Regions from separate parts of the Homo sapiens genome. Here all the other regions are linked to region 3. The links are chromatin contacts, found by Hi-C or POLR2A ChIA-PET in ENCODE. All regions are on one chromosome and are shown on one strand. The core of a region is the stretch at or near the end of the contact, and the rest is flanking DNA. Distances in the headings are between cores, read along the strand shown.

Region 1 (3,795 bases), core at 33-2,532, 6.1 Mb after region 3:
TGAGATAGGTTTCAACAACATTCTACATGAATGTAAAACCTTGATTTAAATATATGATCTTATGCTAGAAGCATGGTTGGTTTTAATTTTTCTAACAGATACGAGTCTTGGCTTATTAATAATTAACACATTTTGCAGCCACAGTATCAGTGTGGGGTAAAATTCTAATATTTGCTCTTATGTTTTAAATTCTCAGTCTTTCCAACATAAGAAAATAGCTACACACATTTCAGTGTTTCCTTTTTGCAACAAGTTAACATAATTTTATTGGACCACGTTATTTAGTTGTTGGGCCTTGTAAGGATTAAATGAGATCATGCATGTAACACTACAGTAACAGCCACATGATAAATGTCCAAATAATATTTACCTGTGCCTGGCACAGAGCAGGCACTCAAAAAATATTTTTTAGAGCATGTGACGCGCCATGAACCAGAGGAGCCACTTTAAATGGACAAACGGGGATCTCATTTTTTTTTTTTTTTTTTAATGGTGAGACAAGCCCTGAGAAGGCAAATGGACTGCCTAAAGCTACACAGGTCAGCGGGGCAGGTAAATCTAAATTGGCAAAGTAAGGGCTGAGCGAACAGACTCCGACACTAGAAGGCAGAGCTGAACTAACTTCTGCTAAGGTCCCGCCTCTGCCGCTTTGTCCCGCCCTTATCTTCTCCCCTCCTCCAGCGCCTCATTCCCTTTTCGCTCGCCCCGGCCGTGCTGAAGCAACTTCCGCCCTGAGAAGGGTGGGGCTTCCGTCTCCCGCTCTCGCGACTCCTGGCGGTGAAGGACGGAAGATGATAGCCACATTTCTTCCTCGCCCTTCCCCTAGGTTCCCTGTCACAGTTCCGCCCTTACTACTCCCACTTCCGGCCAGGGAACAGCCACTTCCACCCGGAAAAGGGGTTGTTCCGCCGTGGGGCGCCAGCTGTGGCCCACCCATCCTGCCCCGTACTTTCGCCATCATAGTATTCTCCACCACTGTTCCTTCCAGCCACGAACGACGCAAACGAAGCCAAGTTCCCCCAGCTCCGAACAGGAGCTCTCTATCCTCTCTCTATTACACTCCGGGAGAAGGAAACGCGGGAGGAAACCCAGGCCTCCACGCGCGACCCCTTGGCCCTCCCCTTTACCTCTCCACCCCTCACTAGACACCCTCCCCTCTAGGCGGGGACGAACTTTCGCCCTGAGAGAGGCGGAGCCTCAGCGTCTACCCTCGCTCTCGCGAGCTTTCGGAACTCTCGCGAGACCCTACGCCCGACTTGTGCGCCCGGGAAACCCCGTCGTTCCCTTTCCCCTGGCTGGCAGCGCGGAGGCCGCACGGTAAGCGGGGGCTCCGAGCTGGACCGGGCGCGAGGCGGCAGGGCCGGACGCCGAAGCCTCAGAGCGCGTGCCTGAGGGCCCCGAGGCGCCCGGCGCGGGCCCGTCCCGCCCCCTAGAGCCGCGGCCACGTGCGAGCGGCAGGCCCGGACATGCCCGGTCAGCGCCGTCCGGGAACCGAGCGTGGGCCCCGGGGGGCAGCGGCGGGGTGCGTGGGGCGTCCGGAGTCCCGGGGCTGGGGAGTGGGGTCGCGCAGGATCCTCACACGCAGGGGCCGGGCTCTGTTAGTGCGATCCAGAGAGGCCGTGGGCGTCGGTGAGCTCCTTCAGACCCGCAGGAGCCGGAGCCCGGCGTTGAAGGGGCCGTGGGAAGTAACGGGGGGTACCACGGTTTAGGATGCGCTGGAGCGAAAGGATTGGGGTGGGGTCCGTGCTCTTGGCAGTCGTCTCTGCCAGGCCTGTGTTCACATGCTTGACTTTCTCCCTCAGATGCCTGGAGTTACTGTAAAAGACGTGAACCAGCAGGAGTTCGTCAGAGCTCTGGCAGCCTTCCTCAAAAAGTGAGTTTGGGGACTGAGGTTCAAAACGGGTGGAGGCTGTCGCCTTGGCCTGCCCATCTGAGCCCCAGTGTTTGCCGGTCCCTGGCAGGCGAGGCTTGTTTGGGGCCTCCGTGGCTCCTTTCAGCGTGAGGCCTGGCTTGTGTTCCGGTTCCAGCCTCTCTTTGTACTCTGGGCACAGCATAGTTGTGTTGAGGGGAGGGCATTTGGGATATGGGGTAGTTTGTGGAGATGACTGAATCGTGCTTTTCCCACTGTTTTGGTCTTAGGTCCGGGAAGCTGAAAGTCCCCGAATGGGTGGATACCGTCAAGCTGGCCAAGCACAAAGAGCTTGCTCCCTACGATGAGAACTGGTTCTACACGCGAGCTGGTGAGGAACTTAGGTCTTTGGCTGGAGAGTGGGGAGCTGGGTGACCCCTGGCACAAACCATACTTCCCTGTCTCCTCTGAGCTCTTTCCCGCCCCAAGAGGGAGAGAAACCCTTGGTTGTGTCACCACTTGCTTTGTGTGATGTGACATTCGATAACTTGGTACTCCAAGTTTTTATGACATTCTAAGAGCTTTGTGAGAGGAGGACCTGTGGCTTTGAGCCTCAGGGGAAACCAGAGACAGATGAATGTTCATATTTTGCTTACAGGTGGTTTAATCCTTTCTATATACACGGAGGCAGACTCCCTGGGTTTGGATCCATCTTTTACATCTGGCTGTGTGTCCTCTGGCAAGTTGGTTAACCTGCCTGTGCACTCTCTCATCCCCAAAATGGGACTAATTATTGTACCAGTACTAGAGTATTGCAAGGATTGAATGAATTTAAAGCAGAGTGTTTAGAACGTGTCTGTTGCACAGTAGTTATTCAGGAAAAAGCCAGTTGTCTTTACTATTGCTCAGATCATCAAGTTAGCCTTCTCCATATCTCTAACAGGCTGTTTCTAACTAAATGGTTGGAGATCTGGCCAGGTCAGTCCCTGCTTTAAATCTTGACTTCTGATCTTATGGACACCCTGCAACCTCGTGCCAGCCCCGTCTCTTTTCAATCTTCCAATAATAATTTATGTACAGTCCCTGACTAGTGTTAGTTCTCACGTGTCTTAATATTTCAGTACTCACTAAATCTTCACTTTCAGGAAGATGTAACAGGGTGGGCGGTGGCAGTGCCGTGTTATGTCAAGGTGACAGCCTTAGCACCGACCTTCACTAAGGGGCCTCGGCCTCTCCAATCTTAAACCTTCTCTCTCTGTGAAGTGGGGACTCCATCCTGACCACAACTTGTCTCCAGATAAGAAGTAGGTGGGAAGCAGGGTTTGGAAATCGGCAAAACTCCTCCATGACCCGGAAAAGAGTTGGCCTTGGTACAGGTTGCTTGGCCCTTCAGAATATGAAGCATTTTGTAGATTTGTGGTACACTTGTGCCTCAAATGTCTATTGGGGCCCACTCTTTCAGGCCATGGAGTGAGCACAGAGGACCAGCATAACTCAGCCGCGGCCTCTGAGGACTGAAAGATGAACTTGCTGAGGTGGGTCGGGTTGCTGGCATACCACCTACCCACCGTTTGTTTTAGACAGAAAATGGGGCGGATGAAGAGAAGCTGACTTCCCTGGGCGCACAGCAGTGACAAGCCCTGGAAGTTACATATCTCCTCCACCTGTCCCCCCATCTTGCTTTGGCAGTGCCTCAAGGGTCAGTTGGTCAGAGCAGCTTTGGATCTGGGATTAGCCTTTCTCATTTGCTGGGGTGAAGACACGTTCTGCACATACCAAATACCTCCAAAGTAGGACTGTATGTGTCTTGTACATTTTTTTTTTTTTTTTTAACATGGGGAGGGATTAACAAGAGATGGCATTAAGACCTTGGATAATAAACCTAGTTGCATCTGCTGGTCATGGTAGAGCTGCTGTGGTCCCTTGCAGCCCACAGTGGCCCTGCC
Region 2 (3,976 bases), core at 493-2,992, 6.5 Mb after region 3:
ATCAAGGAGCTATTCCAGCCTCAGTCCTTTGAAGGAAAGCTATAATTCCCAATTCCCATTATTCAAATGGTGGCAAACCTTGGTGCCATTCTTAGAGGATAGTGACCCCTTTGAGTAACTGATGAACCAAATCCATTTTTTTGTTTTTTTTTTTGAGACACAGTTTCGCTCTCGTTGCCCAGCTGGAGTGCAGTGGCACGATCTCGACTCACTGCAACCTCCGCCTGCTGGGTTCAAGCGATTCTCCTGCCTCAGCCTCCCGAGAAGCTGGGATTACAGGCGCCCGCCACCACGCCCAGCTAATTTTTTATATTTTTAGTAGAGACAGGGTTCCACCAGTTGGCCAGGCTGGTCTCGAACTCCTGACCGCAGGTGATCCGCCCACCTCAGCCTCCCAAAGTGCTGGGATTACAGGCGTGAGCCACCGCGCCCGGCCACCAAATCCATTTTGAGGGGCCAGTGACAAGTTCTTTCAGAGGGAGATAACCCTACATCACTTTTTTTTTTCAGAGCCAATGACACCATACCTTAGAACAATTATTAAAAAAGTATAACCTTAGATCCATATTCTGTAGGAAACTGTGACCTACCCTGCTCCATTCCATTTTTGTTAAAGGAGACACACCAAGCCATGTATTTTAAAACATGGACTATGGACTTGGTTTGAAGGATATGCTGACTCCCAATGTCTTTATATCTAAAAGGCAGTAACTATTAATTCTCACCATTGGCAGTACAGCTCAACAAGATTTAGGGTGGGTAATGATGCCAGGTCTTGGTTTTAATAGGGAAGATGATCTGAGTACCAGGTTTGGAAAGCCTGGCCCTATTCTTTGGGGACAAAACACAGTAACCTCAAAGCCCTGCTTCTAAGTGATATTCGCTCCAAATCCCCATCTTCTGAAGGACAGGGAATGCAGATCCCTCTTTTTCGGGGTTGGTCTTATTCTTGTTCTCTTAGGAGACAATAACCCTAGATCCCCATTTGCAAGCGACTGTGACCTCTGATCCAATATTATAATGAATAGCAACATCAGATACCTGTTCTTAAGGCTCAAGGACCCAAGACCTCAATAATGGAAGAACAGAGACTTGTAACCCGTTTCTTTAAGTGTTAGTAATTCTGATCCACGAGTAATTCTGATCTCCAAGAGATGGTAACCCCAAGACTCCTTTTCCTGGGAGGAAGAGGGCTCGGATCCCCGGTATGGGGAGGCACAGTGACCTCGAGCTCCTATCTAAGCACATGAAAGAATCTGATGGATGTCTGAGGAGCTTTGGGAACCCTAATCACCACCCTACACGGGCGCCACTAGTACTCACGGCCCAGCTTCACCCCGGGCGGCGGGAAGCTAGTGCCTGCGCCGGGGCCTCCGCTGCCTCCTCCGCCGCTGCCGCCGGGTCCACCCCCGGAGCTCGAGGCCCCGACGCCCCCACCCATGGCCCCGACAGATGCCTTTCCGCCGCCGGTGCCGCCTGGGCCGGAGGCCGAGCCTCCGGGGCCGCCGCCGCCTCCTCCGCCTCCGCCGCCGGGCTCCGCGAACGAGCTAGTCCGCGCCCTGCCCGAGCCCCCAGGGCCGCCTCCCGAAGGCCCGCCGCCGCTCATGGCGCCGAGCACAGGCCCAGGCTGCGGGGCTCGGGCTGCCCGGGCTGCCCCAGCCGCCGCCGCTGCCGCCGCCTCCCCCGGGCCCTGGCCTCTTCCAGGCCGCGCCGCTCTGGCTTGGGCTCCGGCTCCGGCCCAGCGCCCGCCGCGGGGCACGCCGGGAGATGCAGTCCGGCTGTCGTCCGCGCCGCCGTCACCGCCCTCGGCCCGCACAGAGAGCCGCGTGGCACGCCGGGAAATGAAGTCCACAAAAGCCTCAGAGTAGACCGCGGGAATGATGGGCGGGAATGACGGGTCACGCTGTACGTCGGGAAATGGAGTCCAGGGTAATCTGTCAGCCGACTGTACGACGGGGAGCCCTGAAGCACTTTAGGAAGCAGAGAGCCTGATGCACGCTGGGAAACGGAGTCCACTCACTCAGTCTATTAGCTGTGTATGCCTCCCAGAGCTCGGTGCGCTCTGGGAAATTGAGTCGGCCCGCGTGAACCTGCGGGTCTCGGGCCGTGAGGCAAGCCGGGAAATGGAGTCGTCGCCACGCCCTCACCGCATTGCAGGTGTAAAGCGATTTTTAAAGCACGCCGGGAAATGGAGTCTCAGGTGGTTTTTAAGCCCCAGGTGGATACTGCAGTTCCGGAGATGGGCGAGGAAATGGAGTAGGTTTACGCGCTCCTCTTTCCAGGTACGCTGGGCCGCAGTCCCTGCCGGGAAGTGTAGTCAGCACCAAGGCCTCAGTGCAGTTGCCACAGCGAGCCCTGGTGTGTTCTGGGAAATGGAGTTCGACGTATCCTCCCCATTGACTGAGGGGGCGGGATCGCCCATGAGCTCCAAGCATGCTGGGGAATAGTCCAGACCTGACCCTCTGTGAGGCCAGTCTGCGGAGGCTTGCCGGGAAGCGAAGTCCAATGGCCACCATCAGGGGCGTGTGAACGAAAGGTTAGAGACTGCGGCAGTTCCCTGGAGAGACTTAAAAGTGTTTCAGCGCCTCCTTCCTCGCCCCCAGGTCCTTCTTTAAGAAAGAGCCGAGGTCGATCAAGGACTGCTGGAAAATGGATCCAAGCACCTTTAAGTTCCAGGTGACCATAGATCAGGAAAGAAAAAATGTCCCCTCTCTAACCGCAACTCTGCAAAGATTCGGGAAACAAAGTTCCCGGCGGTTTCTCAGAACACTAACTAGTCTTCGGATACAGTCTAGCTTTTCCTAGCAATGTGGTTCGCACCAGGAAGCTGAATGGAGCATTAAAAAGACGGAAATGTCATTTCTGGGCCTGGCGCTGTGGCTCAGGCTGGGCGCCAGTAGCTCACGCCTGTAATCCTAGCACTTTGGGAGGCCGAGGCTGGCGGATCATCCGAGGTCAGGAGTTCGAGACCAGCCTGGCCAACATAGCGAAACCCCCGTCTCTACTAAAAGTACAAAAATTAGCCGGGTGTGGTGGCGGGCGCCTGTAATACCAGCTACTCAGGAGGCTGAAGCAGGAGAATCGCTTGAACCCGGGAGGCATAGGTTGCAGTGAGCCGAGATCGCGCCACTGCACTCCAGTCTGGGCGAAAAGAGTGAGACTCCGTCTCAAAAAAAAAAAAATCCTGTCTTGAACCACCATTCAGTTTTCAGTTTTTGGTTTGTTTTGAGACAGGGTCTCGCTCTGCCGCCCAGGCTGGCGGGCAGTGGCGCAATCACAGGTCACTGCAGCCTCTAACTCCCAGGCTCAAGCAATCCCCCCACCTAAGCCTCCCATGTAGGTGGGACTACAGGCGTGCACCATCACGCCCAGCTAATTTGGTTTGGTTTGTTTTTTGGGGTGGTGGGGGGTAGCGGGGTGGGCTTCGCCATGTTGCCCAGGCTGGTCTCCAATTCCTGGGCTCAAGCGATTCTACCTCAGCCTCCAACGTGCTGGTATTTCAGGCTTGAGCCACGGCACCGGGCCTCCCACTCTTGTGTTTTGCATCCTCCGCTTCCTAAATTACAAGATCCCGGAAAGCCAAAAATAAGGAAGCCAGCTGCCTCAGGTTTTGTGTACTCAGTGAGTCGTCCTATTTATCGATTAATACCCGAAGGAGAGTAGCCCCCAAAAGGCGCTGGGAAACAGAGTTCCTGTGTCTGTATGTGTCTCTTCCTCCCCCGGAAATACTTAGAAGTAGAATGAAAGCGTTCTCAGCCCCTCCCGCATCCTGGAATGGTGGGAAATGGAGTCTCTGGACTTCACGTTAATCCGAGCTTGTGCTTATACTAACTGTCCTGTCCTTTCTGAAACCAGAAGAAAGTCCTGTCCACTCAGTTTGTTCCTGACTGCAATTCCCCGCGGACACAACTGCGGGGGTCGGTAGCGCCAAAGCCTGTTGAGACTACATTACCCAGAAGGCAAAGTGCGGAACACT
Region 3 (3,978 bases), core at 654-3,153:
AGGCCAACCCTTCCAGCTTCTGTTTCCCATGACAGATGTCTGGCGCTCAGCTGTGGGCTTCCTCTTCTGGGTGATAGTGCTCACCTCCTGGATCACCATCTTCCAGATCTACCGGCCCCGCTGGGGTGCCCTTGGGGACTACCTCTCCTTCACCATACCCCTGGGCACCCCCTGACAACTTCTGCACATACTGGGGCCCTGCTTATTCTCCCAGGACAGGCTCCTTAAAGCAGAGGAGCCTGTCCTGGGAGCCCCTTCTCAAACTCCTAAGACTTGTTTTCATGTCCCACGTTCTCTGCTGACATCCCCCAATAAAGGACCCTAACTTTCGATACTGACTTCCTGGGATCTTTTAGAGGTTGAGGCATAAATGATTATTAATATTTAAAAACATCTGTTGAGAGCTTTGTACGAGGCTTAGTATTTAGACATGATGTACATTTTTTACAGTGCATACTACTCATAATCTTCTGAACTAGGAACTTTCCTGCTCAGGAAACTATTAGATGAGAAACTAAGAAAGGAATAGTGCTTCCATTTCTTTTTCTTTTTTCTTTTTTTTTTTTTTTTTTGAGACAGAGTCTTGCTCTGTCAGCCAGGCTGGAGTGCAGTGGTAGGATCGGCCTAGTGCTTCCATTTCTAGGGGCTGTTATCCTGTACTGGTAGTCGTGAATTCAAAAATATAACTTTCCTACTGTGGGCTGCAGTATTCTCATCAGAAGTGTAGATCACGATGCTACTTCCTGGGATTTATCTGGACCAAGACGTGTGACAAATGGAAGTTTCCCGTTTTCTGAAGGAAGTGTTGTCTGCAAAAATAAAAATAGTCAAGAGCTTTCTCAGAGAATCCTTCCTTGACCATCCATCTTATTTAAAATTCAATCACCACCTTGATATTCCTATGTCCCTTTCAGGCTACACTTTTTTTGTGGGTTTTTTTTTTGGGGGGGGAGAGGGGTTTGTTGTTGTTGTCTGTTTGTTTTTCTAGATGGAGTCTTGCTCTGTCACCCAGGCTGGAGTGCAGAGGTCCGATCTCGGCTCACTGCAACCTCCGCCTCCCGGGTTCAAGCGATTCTCCTGCCTCAAACTCTCGAATAGCTGGGATTACAGGCGCATGCCACCATGCCCGGCTAATTTTTGTATTTTTAGTAAAGACTGGGTTTCACCATGTTGGCCAGGCTGGTCTCGAACTCCTGGTCACAGGTGATCTGCCTGCCTAGGCCTCCCAAAGAGCTGGGATTTACAGGCGTGAGCCACCATGCCCCGCCCAGATCATATTCTTTCTCCTATTACATTTCACTTAAAATTTACTTGTTTACTGTTTATCTTCCCTCCTTTAAAAGATAAGCTCCATTAGCGCAGGGATTTTTGTCTATTCTGTTCCTCAAGGTGTCTCCAATGCCTAGAAGAGTGCCCGACACACTAATAAATATTTGCAAAATGAATGAAGTTGTACCTGCAAAGAGATTAACAGATACCTGGCACCTAGCGAGTGCTCAGTGAGAGGGAACCCAACGTTATTTTACATTAGTCTTCCTCTTAGGGATGAAGGGACCCCAACGGTTGGTTAAATCCGGTAAAGAGCTAACTTGGTGTTGCTCAACCCTTCTCACACTACAAGTCCCGGGAAGCCTCGCGATGCCCTAATCCTTTGTTTCCCACCGTGCCCCGCGCGGCGCAGGCGCTGTTACTCAGGGTGAGTCTGGGAAGCTGGAACTACACCTCCCAGGAAGCTAGGGGGTAGATGGTTTGTTTCCGGAAGCAAAGCCCCAGGTGGGTGGGACCTAAAGCTGGGAGACTACGGAGGCAGCTCTCAATTGGTCAGGATGCGAGATTGACGGCTGCAATAACTAATAGGAACAAGCTACTGCCGAAGGGGCCCGCCCACAGAAGGGTGGTGGCCACGGTCCAGGCTGGACACAACCAAAGGCGGAGGACCCGTGGCCCACGAAGCTCATCTTTGAACTGTCCCCGCCTTCTCCCGCCTTGACTTGTGACCCTAGGCCCTTTGGGGCGCCTCTGACCCAGCTAGCCAGATCCCGGACCCAAACCATGTTCCCTGTGAAGGTGAAAGTGGAGAAATCAGGTGAGGACCCTGACGTCGGGGGCCTGTCGGGACCATCGGGTTGACAGGGTGTGGAGTCCCGGTGGAAGGGAGTATCGCGGAAAGGGGACTGCACGACTTTTCCCTGAAGCCCACCTGACAATCGCTGTATCAGGCAGCGAGCGTTGCCTGCCACCTTCACACCCTCCCGGTGTGCGCTTGAAGTCGCTTTGAGATTGAATGGGGTGGCTCGGGCAATGACGTGCGTGGTAGGACATGGGGAATCCTGAGCCGGTAACTCTGAGAAGGGCCCTTTTCTTTCCTCTTTTTTTTAATTTAAATTTTTAAAATATTTAAATAGAGACGGAGTATCGCTATATTGCCCAGGCTGGTCTCGAACTCCTGGTCTCAAGCGATCCTCCCGCCTTAGCCTCCCAAAGTGCTGAGATTACAGGCGTGAGTCCCCGCGCCCAGCCGAGAAGTTCTCTTTTCTTGGCTTCCCCTCAGTTTCCCCATTTCCAGCAGTGATCAGAGTCACACATCTTGCTGTGAGCCTGAAGTACAGGCACTCTTAATCCTCACAGTCACTATATTCCAGTAATCCTAGAAAATAGGAACTGTGGTCAATGGGTGAAGCTTAGAAAGAGGAGAGAATTTTGGGTTGGGGCGGAGCTGACCGGATCCCAGGCCTGGCATGGTAAGGGCAGTGGGAGGGGTGCAGAATTTAGACAGAAAGATAATAGTAAAATGATGTAGGATGTCCCATGGCAAAAGTGTTATTAAAACAAAGTGGGAGGCTGGGTGCGGTGGCTCACACCTGTAATCCCAACACTTTGGGAGGCCGAGGCTGGCAGATCACTTGAGGTCAGGAGTTTGAGACCAGCCTGGGCAACATAGCGAAACGCTGTCTCTATAAAAAATACAAAAAAAAAAAAAAAATTAGCCAGGTGTGGTGGCACAAGCCTGTAGTCCCAGCTACTCAGGAGGCTGAGGCAGGAGGATCGCTGGAGCCGGGGAGGCGGAGGTTGCAGTGAGCTGAGATCACACCACTGCACTCCAGCCTGGGTGATAGATTGAGACCCTGTCTCAAAAAAAAAAAAAAAGAAAGGAAAAGAAAAGAAAGAAAGAAAAGAGAAGTGGGTGTGACCACAAATGATGGTGAGGGAAGGTGTACACCTGTGAGTGCCAGGCTGAGGAGTGCAGACTCCACCCCTGGGTGCTGTGGAGTCATGGAAGTTTCCAAGCAAGGGAAGATCAGGGTCAGGTTTGTTATTTTTCAGGAAGATTCCCCTGGCTGCCTTGTGGAGGGTGTATCAGAAGGGGGACACTGAGGCAGGGAGCCAAGGGGGAGCAAAGGACAGGACCAGGATGGGTAGAGTAGGGAGGAGGTGGGTGGGAGAGACACTCGGGAGGCCTAGTGGACAGGCCATGGGGTTGGTGGGCTGGGTAGGGGAGGGAGAGGGGTATCCATGGTGAGGTACAGGGAGGGACTTGGGGACAGTGAGGCGACCCTTGAGAGGGAGGCTTCAGGCCCAAGTCGGGGGTTCAGGAGAGAGGCTGGGCCTGAGGAGAGTTGTGGACGTGATCCGTACCCTCTGCATCTGCCCAAGGCTTTGCTGCAATCTCAGCTACTCCCTTCCCCACCCTCACTCTGTCTCTCCTCTGAGCTATGTTTGAATCCCTGTGTCTCCTGGGCTTCTCAGGAAGTCCCTGGACTGGTCAGGCAAGTTCCCAGGTGTCCCCTCCAGGCTCTGAGCACTAGAGCCAGAGCTCCCACCAGTCAGAAAGGCAGAGCAAACACCTCTCAAAGGTAGGAGGACAGCGTAACATCATCACTTCCTCAAGTTCTGTGATGACGGGAGGCAGCCACAGGCTAACTGGGCAGGAAGGTGGGCCTAGATCTCATTTCCCGAGGGGGAAAAAAAAGCCCAAAC

What was found. A loop is a pair of places that touch in the nucleus more often than their neighbours do. ChIA-PET counts read pairs that join two places held with the same protein, here RNA polymerase II (POLR2A). Pooled maps may share reads with other maps.
Region 1: a loop to region 3 is called in a pooled map, with 5 times the contacts of the local background. The contact joins the promoter of RPS19 here to the promoter of LIN37 in region 3. A Hi-C loop is called at or near these places in 3 of 50 pooled maps. POLR2A ChIA-PET finds 5 or more read pairs at or near these places in 2 of 52 experiments (B cell and activated CD8-positive, alpha-beta memory T cell).
Region 2: a loop to region 3 is called in a map of CD4-positive, alpha-beta T cell, with 8 times the contacts of the local background. The contact joins the promoter of GSK3A here to the promoter of LIN37 in region 3. A Hi-C loop is called at or near these places in 4 of 168 maps with a recorded cell type or tissue (CD4-positive, alpha-beta T cell, ascending aorta and naive thymus-derived CD4-positive, alpha-beta T cell), 1 of 37 single-sample maps with no recorded cell type and 16 of 50 pooled maps. POLR2A ChIA-PET finds 5 or more read pairs at or near these places in 1 of 52 experiments (activated CD4-positive, alpha-beta T cell).

The regions. Positions count from the first base shown.
Region 1 is chr19:41,858,973-41,862,767 of GRCh38, forward strand. It overlaps RPS19 (ribosomal protein S19), which reads left to right and starts at 1,283. Exons shown (of 6, transcript NM_001022.4): 1 at 1,283-1,317; 2 at 1,803-1,873; 3 at 2,140-2,240. The coding sequence starts at 1,803. RefSeq lists an enhancer at 986-1,741 and silencers at 1,295-1,424, 1,485-1,604.
Region 2 is chr19:42,240,860-42,244,835 of GRCh38, forward strand. GSK3A (glycogen synthase kinase 3 alpha) reads right to left here and starts at 1,743. Exons shown (of 11, transcript NM_019884.3): 1 at 1,324-1,743. The coding sequence starts at 1,606. RefSeq lists silencers at 1,285-1,564, 1,595-1,804 and enhancers at 2,095-2,304, 2,234-3,028, 2,365-2,414, 3,029-3,822, 3,425-3,484.
Region 3 is chr19:35,746,673-35,750,650 of GRCh38, forward strand. It overlaps LIN37 (lin-37 DREAM MuvB core complex component), which reads left to right and starts at 1,904. Exons shown (of 9, transcript NM_019104.3): 1 at 1,904-2,086. The coding sequence starts at 2,053. It overlaps PSENEN (presenilin enhancer, gamma-secretase subunit), which reads left to right. Exons shown (of 4, transcript NM_172341.4): 4 at 36-847. The coding sequence ends at 175. RefSeq lists enhancers at 1,158-1,672, 1,574-1,633, 1,673-2,187, 2,034-2,153.